Regions from separate parts of the Homo sapiens genome. Here region 1 is linked to region 2. Evidence: chromatin contacts called from ENCODE Hi-C or POLR2A ChIA-PET data. All regions are on one chromosome and are shown on one strand. The core of a region is the stretch at or near the end of the contact, and the rest is flanking DNA. Distances in the headings are between cores, read along the strand shown.

Region 1 (6,650 bases), core at 1,648-4,147, 82 kb before region 2:
TTTTAAAAAAATAGGTAAGACATTGATATGATTTGGCTGTGTCCCCACCCAAATCTCATCTTGAATTACCACATGTTGTGGGAGGGACCCAGTGGGAGGTAATTGAATTATGGGGGCAGGTCTTTCCCATGCTGTTCTCGTGATAGTAAGTCTCACGAGATCTGATGACTTTATAAAGAGGAGTTTCCCTGAATATGCTCTCTCTCTCTTTGCCTGCTGCCATCCACGTAGATATGACTTGCTCCTCCTTGTCTTCCACCATGATTGTGAGGCCTCCCCAGCCACGTGGAACTGTAAGTCCATTAAACCTTTTTTCCTGTATAAATTACTCAGTCTCAGGTATGCCTTTATCAGCAACGTGAAAATGGACTAATACAGACATTCTTGAAGTTCAAAATTCAAAGGCATGAAAGTACCCAGTGAAAAATCTCCCTCAGGCTGGTCATGATGGCTCATGCCTGTAATCCCAGCACTTTGGGAGGCTGAGGTGGGTGGATCCCTTGAGGTCAGGAATTCAAGACCAGTCTGGCCAACATGGTGAAATCCTGTCTCTACTAAAAATACAAAAATTAGCCAGGTGTGGTGGCAGGTGCTTGTAATCCCAGCTACTCAGGAGGCTGAGGCACAAGAATCACTTGAACCTGGGAGGAGGAGGTTGCAGTGAGCTGAGATTGTGCCACTGCACTCCAGCCTGGGCAACAGAGTGAGACTCTGTCTCAAAAACAAACAAACAAAAACCTCCCTCCTACTCCATCTAGCCTTCTAGTTTCCTTTCTTGCAAGGAAAACAATGCAAAAAAAATGCTATGCTGCTACAATAAATAACCTTTTACAAATAATCGTTCTTCAGTTTTATCTGTATGACAAATTCCTAGCAATGGAATTGCTGGGTCAAGGATATATGCACTTGTAATGTTGATAGTTATTGCCAAATTGCCCTCCATAGAAATTGAGCCAATTTACCCTCCCACCAACAAAGCCCCCACTTTCCTGCACCTTCGCTGACACAGTGTGTTACAGAACTGATCTTTGCAAGTCTAATAGGTTAAAAAGAGGGATATCTCAATATAGCTTTTAAAATAAAATGTATTTTATTTTATTTATTTTTCAAATAGGTGATATATGCACATAGTATAAAATTTAAAGGAAACAAAAAGGTAAACAGTAACAATTAAGTCTGCCTTACACCTTTATTCCATAGCACCCAGTTCTGTCTAGAGGGAACACAGTTACTAGCTTCTAGTATATCCTTCTAGAGATATTCTATGCACATCCAAACACATATTTAAATATGGGAGGATTTCTCTTATTTGGACAGACTTGTGTTTTCTTTTGCGTTGCAGTCTACAGTGATCAAAAGGCTCTTGCCATCACTATAGCTAGAAATATCTTCCTGTTGGAATTTTTCTTATTTTTGAGACAGGGTCTTACTCTGTTGCCCAGGCTGGAGTGCCGTGGCACCATCAATGCAGCCTTGACCTCCCAGGCTCAAGCGACCCCCAATCCTCCTTCCTCAGCCTTCCCAGTAGCTGGGACTACAGGCATGTACCACCACACCTGGCTAATTTAAAAATTTTTTGTAGACATAAGGTCTCACTCTGTTGCCCAGGCTGGTCTCAAACTCCTGGGCTGGGCTCAAGTGATGTTCCTGCCTCAGCTTCCCAAAGTGCTGAGATTACAGCTGTGAGCCACGGTGCCTGGCCTCTGCTGGAATTTTGAAAGCATTGTTCCATTGTCTTTAAGCTTCGTGTTGGTGCTAAGAAATCTGAAACCATTCTGATTATTGATCCTCTGTAGATAACCTGTTCTCTTTTCTTCCCTCTAGAAGTTTTTCCTTCCTGTTTCTGAAATTTCCCCATGGTATACTTTGGGGTTGGTCTGCATTTTTTTTTTCCATTATGCTGAGCACTAGGTACAAACTTCTAATCTGAAAACTTGTGTTCTTTAGTTTGAGGATGTTTTCTTGAATTATTTCTTTGATTTTTGTTTTTCTCTCTGCTTTCTGATCTCTCTTTCTGATGTTGGACAACTTGGCCTGGTCCTCTAATTTTATATTTGGTTTTCTATTCTCCACTTCATTGCCTTTTTACTCTACTTTCTGAGATTTCCTCAACTTTATCTTCCAATGCTTTTTTTTTCCATTTCTGTTATTATGTTTAAGACCTCTTGCTTGTTTCCTAAATGTTCCCTTTTTATGGCATTTTCTTTCTTATTATAGTTTTTTTTAAAAAGCTTTATATTCTGAGTTAGAGATTTTCCTGCAATGTTTGTTAAACCTTGGTTGTCTGTTTCACAAGAGTTTAAAAAACTAGTGAGAATTCTGAGCTAGTGAGTGGGGCTTATCAACTTTGAGTTTCACTCTACAGGATTTGGTGGCCTGTGTGTTGATGAATCTCTAACGTCAGTCTCTTTAGGTAAAATTTCCACTTGTATAGAAATTTTCAGTCTCTTGCTTGGTGAGTAAACTTCTGGCTGCTGCTATTCTGGGAGCCAAATGGTGGAAGGCAGTTTGGGGAGGGCTGTCATTTCAGGATTAAGCATTTAGTGTGCTTTTGGCTTCTGATTTGCCTATTTTTGGTACAGTACCAAATGCCTTGTCTGTGCCTGATATCCTCAAAGACCCTTCAATTTACTTTTTATAGGGAATAGCTTCGAGATTTCTCCTGGAGTAGGAGAAAGGCAGTTATTCTGGGGAAAGAAGGGGCAGAGAGATCTAGGGATGTACTGTTTCTTAAACGGCTCTCATCCTATCTTTCTTATTTTAGCACCTGCCATGCTTTGCTGCTTTACTGTTAGCGCCAGAGACACTCTCATTCTCAGTTCCTGAGACTTTTAAAAGTAAATCAGGTGGTTTCTCAGCTTTCCCTCCACTTGCCAACTTAGGGTTGAGCTGTTGTAAGTCTGCAGTCATAATCACAGATCCATCTGCCTCTAGCTTCTAATATGGTGTAGCTACATTTCCTCTTCTACCTCCCTGTTCTGGAGGGCATACGTGTCCTTTAAAATCACATTAATGTGGTTTTCCTAGGTTAGAGAAAGCAAAGTTAGATACATCTAATTCAATCAGACATCTTAACCTTGAACCTCAATTTTTAAAATGTTAATGTAATCAAATGTATTTATGGTTGTCTCTATGGTTTGTGCTATTCATGACTTCCCTTCCAAATTTTTGGTTTAAAATAGTAATATGTTTTTTTCATTATCATTTTGGTATTATCTTTAACCCTGGAAGTTATTATTTCAATTTATTTATTTATTTATTTATTTATTTATTTATTTATTTATTTATTTATTTTGAGATGGAGTCTTGCTCTGTTGCCCCGACTGGAATGCAGTGGCATGATCTTGGCTCACTGCAACCTCCGTCTCCTGGGTTCAAGTGATTCTCCTGCCTTAGCCTCCCGAGTAGCTGGGACTACAGTCATGTGCCACCACACCTGGCTAATTTTTGTATTTTTAGTAGAGATGGATTTTCACCATGTTGACCAGGCTGGTCTTGAACTCTTGACCTCAAGTGATCCTCCTGCCTTGACCTCCCAAAGTGCTGGGATTACAGGCATGAGCCAGCTCTCCTGGCCTATTATTTCAATTTAAATATGAGGAATTGAGGCTGAGTGTAAATGACTTGCCCAAGTTTACCCAGTTAGCACATTATATTAGTTCTAAGTTTAGGACTGACCCCTCCAAGTTTGCTGATGCTAGGCCAGGACTACATGGTACCAACTCTTGATATTCTGAAATGAATTTTCTTTCCTTCTCTTTAATTTCTAAATTTTTTTTGTACTTAACCTCTTGAATTTTTACTCTGTTAGGGACTGAATTGCGTTACCCCCAAATTCTTATATTGAAACCCTAACCTTCAATGTAACTGTATGTGGAGATAGAACCTTTGAAAAGGTACCTAAGGTTAAATGTGGGCATAAAGGTGGGTCCCTAATTCGATAGAACAAGTATCCTTAGAAGGAAACAAAGAGACACCAGGGATGTGAGCACCGAGGAAAGGTCACGTGAGGACACAGTAAGAAGGGCCATCTGCAAGCCAAGGAGAGAAGTCTCAGGAGAACCAAACCCTGGTGACATTTGGATCTTGCACTTCCAGCCTTCAGAACTATGAGAAAAATGGATTTCTCTTGTTTAAGCCATGCAGTCTGAGGTGTTTCTCTATGGCAGCCCTAGCAGATTAATGCACTGTCTCTCAATCTGCTTTGCACACCAACCTCTTTTGTTAGTGCATTGGATTAATATTTATTACCTATAGAAAGTTAATGATGACCCCCAAATCCCTGGGTTGTCTGGCAGCAAAGAACAATCTCAGCAAATGGGTTGTCCTCAGTTCTGTTTCTTGGTTGTGTGGCTTCCTGAATCATAGGCCGCTTGCCTGCCTAGTTTATTCTCTAGGTCTTCATACGATGTAGGAAGAGTCAACATGGTGGAAAGATGAATCCAAAGAAGAAAGGTTTTTTTCCCTGAAGCCAAGAGCCCAAATGGCCAAGTCTCACACCCCAAGCCTCCTTTCCCTCGGATCTCACCCTGGCCCCATTAGCCTTTCTTCTTTTCTCTTTTCTTTTCTTTTCTTTTTTCTTTTCTCTTTTCTTTTCTTCTCCCTTCCTTCCTTCCTTTCTCTCTCTCTCTCTTTCTTTCTTTCTTTCCTTCACAGTCTTGCTCTGTCATCCACACTGGAGTGCAGCGGCACCGATCTTGGCTCTATAGCCTCCACCTCCCAGGTTCAAGCGATTCTCCTGCCTCAGCCTCCCAAGTAGCTGAGAGGCAGGGTTTCACCATGTTGGCCAGGCTGGTCTCAAACTCCTGCCCTCAAATGATCCACCAACCTCGGCCTCCCAAAGTGCTGGGATTACAGGTGTGAGCCACCGCGGCCAGCCCCCATTAGCCTTTCAAAGTGAGATGGCTTCTCTGGGGAAGAGCCAGCCCCATGCTTTTCCCATCTCCAGTTCCTTCGTACTGCCCCACTTCCCTTGTATGAGAGAGGGAGAAAAAGGAACTGGAAAAAGAGAGTAAAAAGGGTCAATCCAACAGAAACACATCCCTGAGTATCTTGTCTCAATTATTGAGAGATATCCCTGAGAAAAGCATTCTCCCTTGACTCACACTGGAGTACTTTTCCTTTGCAGGTAGGCACACAAGGAAACCATTTAGTTTGTAGCTAAAGCATGCATCACTTAACTTTAGTTAAAAAGCTTACTGGCAGGGTGCGGTGGCTCACGCCTGTAATCCCAGCACCTTGGGAGGCCGAGGCAGGCGGATCACTTGAGGTCAGGAGTTCAAGACCAGCCTGGCCAACATGGTGAAGCCCCATTTCTACTAAAACTAAAAATAAAAAAATTCGCTGGGCATGGTGGTGGGCCCATGTAATCCCAGCTAGGAGGAAGGAGAATCCCTTAAACCCAGGAGGCAAGGTTGCAGTGAGCAGAGATCGCACCACTGCACTCCAACCTGGGCGACAGAGTGAGACTGTCTCAAAAAACAAACAAACAAAGAAACAAACAAAACTTAATTTAGGCCAGGCACAGTGGCTCATGCCTGTAATCCCAGCACTCTGGGAGGCCGAGGCAGGTGGATCACTTGAGGTCGGAGTTTGAGACCAGCCTGGTCCCCGTCTCTACTAAAAATACAAAAATTAGCCAGTGCCTATAATCCCAGCTACTCAGGAGGCTGAAGCAGAAGAATTGCTTGAACCCAAGAGTCAGAGGTTGCAGTAAGCCGAGATTGAGATCATACCACTGCACACCAGCCTGGACAACAGAGCGAGACTCTGTCTCAAAGAAAAAAATTATTTTTAAGTATATTTTAAAACTTGGGGGCTGTTGGTGGACAATCTAAGGTAACAAAATAAAAGTTATTCTAATGCATGTGATTATTATGCAATCCCCCTTAATTGAATGAAGTATCCTTCTTCCCCCAAGGCTATATTCTTTTTTCAATTCCAGGAAATTTTCTCTTTCATATTCTTGACTTGTGGTTTTTCAAGCTGCCTGTTGGTTGTGTTTACTCAGAAACCCCTTTGGTTAGGACTTTGAATTTGCATACCCTGTTTTCTGAGTTAATTAAGCCTTCTTGACTTCTTGTGATAGGACTACTTAGTGCTCTTTCGTTTTTCAGTTTTTTGCTGTGTTGGTGTGTGTGTGTGTTTGTTTTTTGTTTTTTGTTTTTTTTTTTTTTTGAGACAGAATCTTGCTCTGTTGCCCAGGCTGGAGTGCAGTGGCGCAATCTCAGCTCACTGCAGCCTCTGACTCCCAGGTTCAAGCAATTCTCCTGCCTCAGACTCCCGAGTAGCTGGGATTATAGGCATGCACCACCACTCCTGGCTAATTTTTGTACCTTTAGGAGATACAGGGTTTTACCATGTTGGCCAGGCTGGTCTCAAACTCCTGACCTCATGATCCACCCACCTCAGCCTCCCAAAGTGTTGGCATTACAGACGTGAGCCACTGTGCCCAGCCATTTTTCATTTTATTTGTTGATTCACCATTCTGTAAGTCAGTATACTGTTTTCTGTTTCCATTCATGCAGTGTGGAGTCTATCAACAACTATGGTCTTTCTCAGAGATTTGACACCCACTCCCAGCACTGCCACTTACTAGCTGAATGAGAGAGGCATGTCAGTTGATCCCTTTGAGGATCAGCGTCCTCCAT
Region 2 (6,141 bases), core at 93-2,592:
TGTGCGGATTAAGTTTTACTATAGAAGTGAAAGCTTAATGACAATGGAACATTGTCCACCGATTAAACATCATGTTTCTAAAACTGTCTCCAGTCTCCCCTTTCCTTCTTCCTTCTTTCCCTCCCTCCCTCCCTTCCTTCCTTCTTTTTTTTTTTTTTTTTTTTTTTAGACGGAGTCTCACTCTGTCACCCAGGCTGGAGTGCAATGGTAGGACCTCGTCTCACTGCAACCTCTCTGCCTCCCGAGTTCCAGCGATTCTCCTGCCTCAGCCTCCAGAGTAGCTTGGATTACAGGTGCGCACCACCATGCCCGGGTAATTTTTGTATTATTAGTAGAGACGGAATTTCCCCATGTTGGCCAGGCTGGTCTCGAACTCCTGGCCTCAGGTGATCCACCAACCTCGGCCTCCAAAGTGCTAGGATTACAGGCGTGAGCCACCGCACCCGGCCCAGTCTCCCATTTCAATACTCATTATACAGGTAAGTGACAACAGCAGGAATCAAAAGTGCAGACTCCGAATTTTGTAAATATACATGTGTTTGCTGGCATTCATAAAAAAAGGCAGGAAGGAAATACACCAAATGGTCACATTGTTTATCTTCAGGTTGTTTTCTTTTTTACTCTTTTATTTCTATAGTGAGCATATATCACTTTTGTAATCCTCAAAAACACAAAATGGAACATCCTTTTGTTCATGGATGGAACAATGGAACCATTATTTAAAACATAAAAGTGGAATCCCTGAATGACAAGGACAGCAGCTGGCAGGCATCTGGGGGAAGGAAGATGACAGCTGAGAAATTAAGTTAGAATGAGGATATGGAAAGCATCCACACTAAGGCGCCGTCAGCCAGACCCGCACCAGGCACATGTGAGGCCCCATCCTCCACCGAGTGTTCACTGTCTCAGTGAGTCTCTTGGCAGTAGGGCCCCGTCCCTGTCCGCCACCGCACAGTGACATACTTTCTCCCGCCCTCTCCCCTAGGTCAGCTGGAACTGGGTCCGCCTGGAAACCCGGGGGCCGGGCCCCCAGAGGGCTTTCGCAGCCTGGCCGCCCGAAGCTCACCTGCCCTTTCACTGAACTCCACCCGGAAGGTGCCCGGGGCTTCGTGTTCCTGGGTGCTGACCGTGCACTCCCCGCCGCCCGAGGACTTAGAGCTCTGGAAGTAGCTCTCCAGCTTCCTTCGTACTCGGGGGCCGGACTTGTACACCCGCACGAGGAGCGGGGACGGCGGGCGCAGGTGGGAGGCCATGGCTCTGCGCGTCGGGAGGGCGCGGGGGCTCCGGGAGGCAGCTGGGCGGTAAAGGCGCGGCCCGCCCTGCGGACTGGGCGCAAAGTTTCAGTTTCGCTTCCCTGGAGGTCCCTCCCTGTTCCCGGCAGAGCCGCTTCCCCCTCCTCCCTGTGCTGTCTGCACCGAGGAGAGCGGCCTGCCGGGTGAGTAGGTCCGGTGCCTCTGGGCCCTCGGGGTCCCCTCTCCTGCAGGCTCGAGGTGGGCGGGGAGAAGGGGGACGGGCGCGGACCCGGGTCCCAGGGCCAGGCCTCCCTTGTGAGTAGACTATGCAAAGAAAGTAAGTTTCTCCTGTGTTTCTTATTCTTTGTAACTCTTACTGCTGTTACCACTATTATTTGATCCTAAAAAGTAATTCACATTCTGAATCCATGTTAAACTTACCCATTTTTGAAAATTTGAATGTGTTCATCTGGTAATTGTGACCTGTTACCCCTTCCCTCCCTCCAACTCTACCCTTTAGACGGGCTTCTGCGGGCTTTTCTCCTCCATTGCTTGATTTAACCAACAGCACTGAATTGTTTCTTGCTGCCCAAAGAGCAGAGCAAGGCCCTGATGTCAAGGGCTGGTGAGGGGAGGCGGACCTGTGAACCAAGGAGCAAAACTTCTCCAAGGCCTCCAAGGGGAAGTTTCAAGCAGAATCTTAATAAATTGAGTGTGGCGGCGAGATGGGGAGGACAGGATTGGGGGGAAAAGCACCTGAGGCTTAGGGACCACTGTGGTCTGAAGCACAGAGTGGGCCTGGGGCCTGGGAGGAGAGGAGATGGGTGAGGGGATGAAGGAGGGAGAGCCTACCTAGATGGGCACTGTCCAGCAGAAATACAATGGGAGCCAGTAGGTTCATTCTAAAATTTTTGCAGCCATATTTTTTAAAGGATAAAGAAACAGATGAAATTAATTTTAATGATTTTTAGGAAATTTTTAAAGGATAAAGAAACAGATGAAATTAACTGTAATGATGTTATTTAGCTTGACATATCCAAAACTTAATCATTTCAGCATGTAATGAGATTTTTACATTCTTTTTATCATACCACGTCTTTGCAACCCAGTGTTTTTCTTATACTTACATCACATCTCGATTCAGACTGGCCACATGTAGCCTCAGTAGCTATGTGAGGCTGATAGTCCACCCTGGACAGGACATATTTAGATGGTGAAAAGCCTTGAAGAGCAGTGAAGATGACCTGAAGGGCTTTAAGCAGGGAAAGCAAGAAAATGACTTGCCAGATTTGCATTTTAGAAATATGGTGCTGACAACCGTGTGGAGGACACATTTACAAGCAGGGATGAGTGGCGGCAGAGAGGCCTGAGATAAGGTTTTTGCACATGGCTGGTAAGACTGGAAATGGGCCCGTCTTTACTGTGAACAATTTGGCAATACTGTCAGAATTACAACTGCATATACTTTTTGGTTCTGGAGTTCCATTTCTAGGAATTTGTCCCATTGATATATTAGCCCCTGTGTGAAGTGACCTGTGTACAAAGATGTTCTTTACAGCCTTGTTTACAATAGCAAAAGATAGGGAACTCTTTAATGCCCATAAATAGGGGGACTAGCAGTTTAATAATAATAGTATATCTATACAATGGAATACAATGGGCAGTAGGAAAAATGAAAAAGCTCTCTATGTGCTAACATGAAAAGATCTCTAGGATACATTATGTGGGAAAAATAAGATGCAGAAGTGTGTGTATAAGCTACTACCTTTCGTGTAAAAAATGCCACTGGAAGAATACAGGAGAAGCGCTGATTGACTCTGGACAGGGAATTTAGCAGCGGAGACAGGAGGAAACCTTTTACATTTTCTAAATTTGAACCATGTAAATGTAATACCTATTCAAACAATAAAATGTCAAACTAGGTACATTTAAATCTTTGAAAAGAGTATATTGATGGCTGGGCGCGGTGGCTCACGCCTGTAATCCCAGCACTTTGGGAGGCCAAGGCAGGCGGATCATGAGGTCAGGAGATCGAGACCATCCTGGCTAACATGGTGAAACCCCGTCTCTACTAAAAAAAATACAAAAAAAAAAAAAATTAGCCAGGCGTGGTGGTGGGCGCCTGTAGTCCCAGCTACTAGGGAGGCTGAGGCAGCAGAATGGCGTGAACCCGGGAGGCGGAGCTTCCAATGAGCCAAGATCGCGCCACAGCCTGGGCGACAGAGTAAGACTCCGTCTCAAAAAGAAAAGAAAAGAAAAGAAAAGAAAAGAAAAGAAAAGAAAAGAAAAGAGTATATTGCCACAGCTCAGGCAAAAGTTGCTGAGACTCTGAAGTGAGGCAGTGTCAGTGGGCGAGGAAGGAAGGGGCATATTTGAAAGTGATTTAGTTTGTCAGGTCCCAGATATGAGACAAAAAAGACTCAGGGAAAGTTCCTAGATTTCTGATTTGAGTACGTAAATGGTATTATCATTTACTGAGCTGTAGAATCCAGGAGATAAAGTATGGATTTGGTGGGGGTGGGATGGAGGATTGGGGACCAGGAGATAAGAGGTCTACTTTTGCAGAGGCTAATTTGAGGGGACTGTGAGACCTCCAGGTGGAGTTGAAAAATGGGGCTCAGGAGAGCCATGGCCTAGAACTGCAGATATAAGAGTCATATTTGCAATTGGTGAGTTGAAGCCATGGAAATGGATGAGATCACTCCTGGGGAGTATGCAGAATGAGATGAAAAACGCCTTAGACAGAATCCTGGGGCAAACAATTAAGAGGGAGATGGTGGAAGTGAACGCAGGGAAAAGGCCTGTAAAGGCAAAGTGAAGGGTAATAGAAGAACCAAGGGAAGATGGCATAGGAGAAGCCAGGAAAGCAGAATTTCAGGAATCAAAGAGTGAAATACTATAGAAAGTGGTCCAGTAAAGATGGATAGAAGATAATCCATTGGCATTAACCACATGAGGGATTCTGATGAGCAGTTTCTCTTCTTTTTTTTGAGACAGGGTCTCATTCCTCTTGCCCAGGCTGGAGTGCAGTGGCACAATCACAGCTCACTACAGCCTGAACTTCCCACCAAGTGATCCTCCCATCTCAGCCTCCCAAGTAGCTGGGACTATAGGCATGCACCAACATGGCCAGCTAACTTTTTGTATTTTTAGTAGAGATGAGGTCTTGCCATGTTGCCCAGGTTGGTCTCGAACTCCTGAGCTCAAGCAATCTGCCTGCCTCTGCCTCCCAAAGTGCTGTGGTTACAGGTGTGAGCCGCCATGCCTGGCCACTGGCAGTTTCAAAAGGGTGCTGGGAATGAGGCAGGGAGCCAGGTTATAGTAGGCTGAGTGGGCAGGTGGACAGAAGGAGAGTCCACTACTCATTCCAGAAGTTTGGCTGCTTATGAAGAGAAGGAAACACAGTAGGAACCAGTGATGGAAAGTTGGGAAGGCTTTTCTGTTTTTAAAATGGAAGAAATGGAATGCTTAGGGCACTATGCTCCTTGTTTGGCTATCCATAGGCCTGTAAAACTTGGCCTGAAGACAGAAACAGGTGCAACATTTAAAGCAAAAGCCCATGGCCAAAGCAGATGAAGTCATCCTTCTTTTTTGAAAACAGCAGTGCCCTCTGGAGGCAAAAAATGCATCTTGTCTTTGCATTTTAGAATGCAAAGGATTGTACTAGACCTGCTGCTTTCCCTTGATGAGTAAGAATAGTGCTCTGATGCTGTAGATGGTTGTACAAAATGTTTCTATTGCAAAGACATTAGAAATCATTTCGACCAGGCGCGGTCGCTCACGCCTGTAATCCCAGCACTTTGGGAGGCCGAGACGGGTAGATCACGAGGTCAGGAGATTGAGACCGTGCTGGCTAACACGGTGAAGCCTCATCTCTACTAAAAATACAAAAAATTAGCTGGGCGTGGTGGCGGGCGCCTGTAGTCCCAGCTACTCAGGAGGCTGAGGCAGGAGAATGGCGTGAACCCAGGAGGCGGAGCTTGCAGTGAGCCAAGATCGAGCCACTGCATTCCTGGGGGACAGAGTGAGACTCCAACTCAAAAAACAAAAAAACAAACAAAAAAACAAACAAAGAAATCATTTCGAGGCCTAAATATAGCAACAAGTGTGGGCAACTGTATCTTTAAGCATTTTCATCATCAGTCTTCTAAAAATTCATAATCTTTAATTCCTACCTATTAGATGGAAAATCATAACAAAGTATTTTTCCCAGATTTTCTGACTTTTAACCAGATATACCCCTATCATTAGGTCAAGGATGTTTATCACAAATTCAATAATACACCCCCCTCACAGGCTCTAGTGGCATTTCCTCTTTCTTCAAACGCTCTCCAGGGGGCTTCACTCACTCATAAGCTCGGTCTTCTTTACTGTTCTTTGAATGCTGTTCTCAGTCTCACCACTTTGTTATCACCCTCTTCTTCTAAATATGTAAAAACCTCCTGCATCCTTCATGACCAGGCTCTAGTCTCAACTCCTCCATATAGCTTTTCCTGTTCCAGGTCGTAGAGCATTTTCCCTTCTCTGAACTGCCATTATGATTTCCACTGGAACCTCTCTTGGAAAGGGTAGAAGGCAAACAGTAACAACAACAGCAAAACAATGTGTACATCGTTATCAAGGAAATTAAGAACTCATCAAGATCAGAAATCATGTTCAGTCCTCCTACAGTATATTCTTACCGAATTTCCTAAGATTCTGGCTAATGTTTATTGCATCTTTTCTAATTCATTCCTAGAAGTGGGCCACCATATCTGGAAACTACAGTCTATGCTTTGAAGCGCAAAAGGGAATAAACATTTAAAGACTCCCCCGGGGACCTGGAGGATGGACTTTTCCATGGTAAAAAGCATAAATGTGTATACGTCATGAACCTTGATCAGCACATGAATACTTCTTTATATAACAG

What was found. Hi-C counts contacts between places; a loop is a spot of excess contacts on that map. ChIA-PET counts read pairs that join two places held with the same protein, here RNA polymerase II (POLR2A). Pooled maps may share reads with other maps.
Region 1: a loop to region 2 is called in a map of naive thymus-derived CD4-positive, alpha-beta T cell, with 6 times the contacts of the local background. The contact joins the enhancer-like site here to the promoter of DTX3L in region 2. A Hi-C loop is called at or near these places in 4 of 168 maps with a recorded cell type or tissue (HepG2, astrocyte of the cerebellum and naive thymus-derived CD4-positive, alpha-beta T cell), 7 of 37 single-sample maps with no recorded cell type and 13 of 50 pooled maps. POLR2A ChIA-PET finds 5 or more read pairs at or near these places in 11 of 52 experiments (B cell, CD4-positive, alpha-beta memory T cell, CD8-positive, alpha-beta T cell and 7 more).

The regions. Positions count from the first base shown.
Region 1 is chr3:122,642,523-122,649,172 of GRCh38, reverse strand. No RefSeq gene overlaps it. Among named protein-coding and RNA genes, the nearest start is that of PARP14, 35 kb to the left of the region's middle. Within about 2 kb of position 2,897, at least 2 of the 41 ENCODE cell types and tissues checked have a DNase peak (open chromatin) inside an H3K27ac peak, as active enhancers do; they include GM12878, where a contact is called at or near this core.
Region 2 is chr3:122,559,539-122,565,679 of GRCh38, reverse strand. DTX3L (deltex E3 ubiquitin ligase 3L) reads right to left here and starts at 1,342. Exons shown (of 5, transcript NM_138287.3): 1 at 1,067-1,342. The coding sequence starts at 1,253. PARP9 (poly(ADP-ribose) polymerase family member 9) reads left to right here and starts at 1,380. Exons shown (of 11, transcript NM_001146105.2): 1 at 1,380-1,435; 2 at 5,971-6,074. The coding sequence starts at 6,060. It overlaps LOC105374071 (a long non-coding RNA gene), which reads right to left. Exons shown (of 5, transcript XR_001740869.2): 5 at 5,710-5,790. RefSeq lists an enhancer at 1,335-1,454 and a silencer at 1,495-1,594.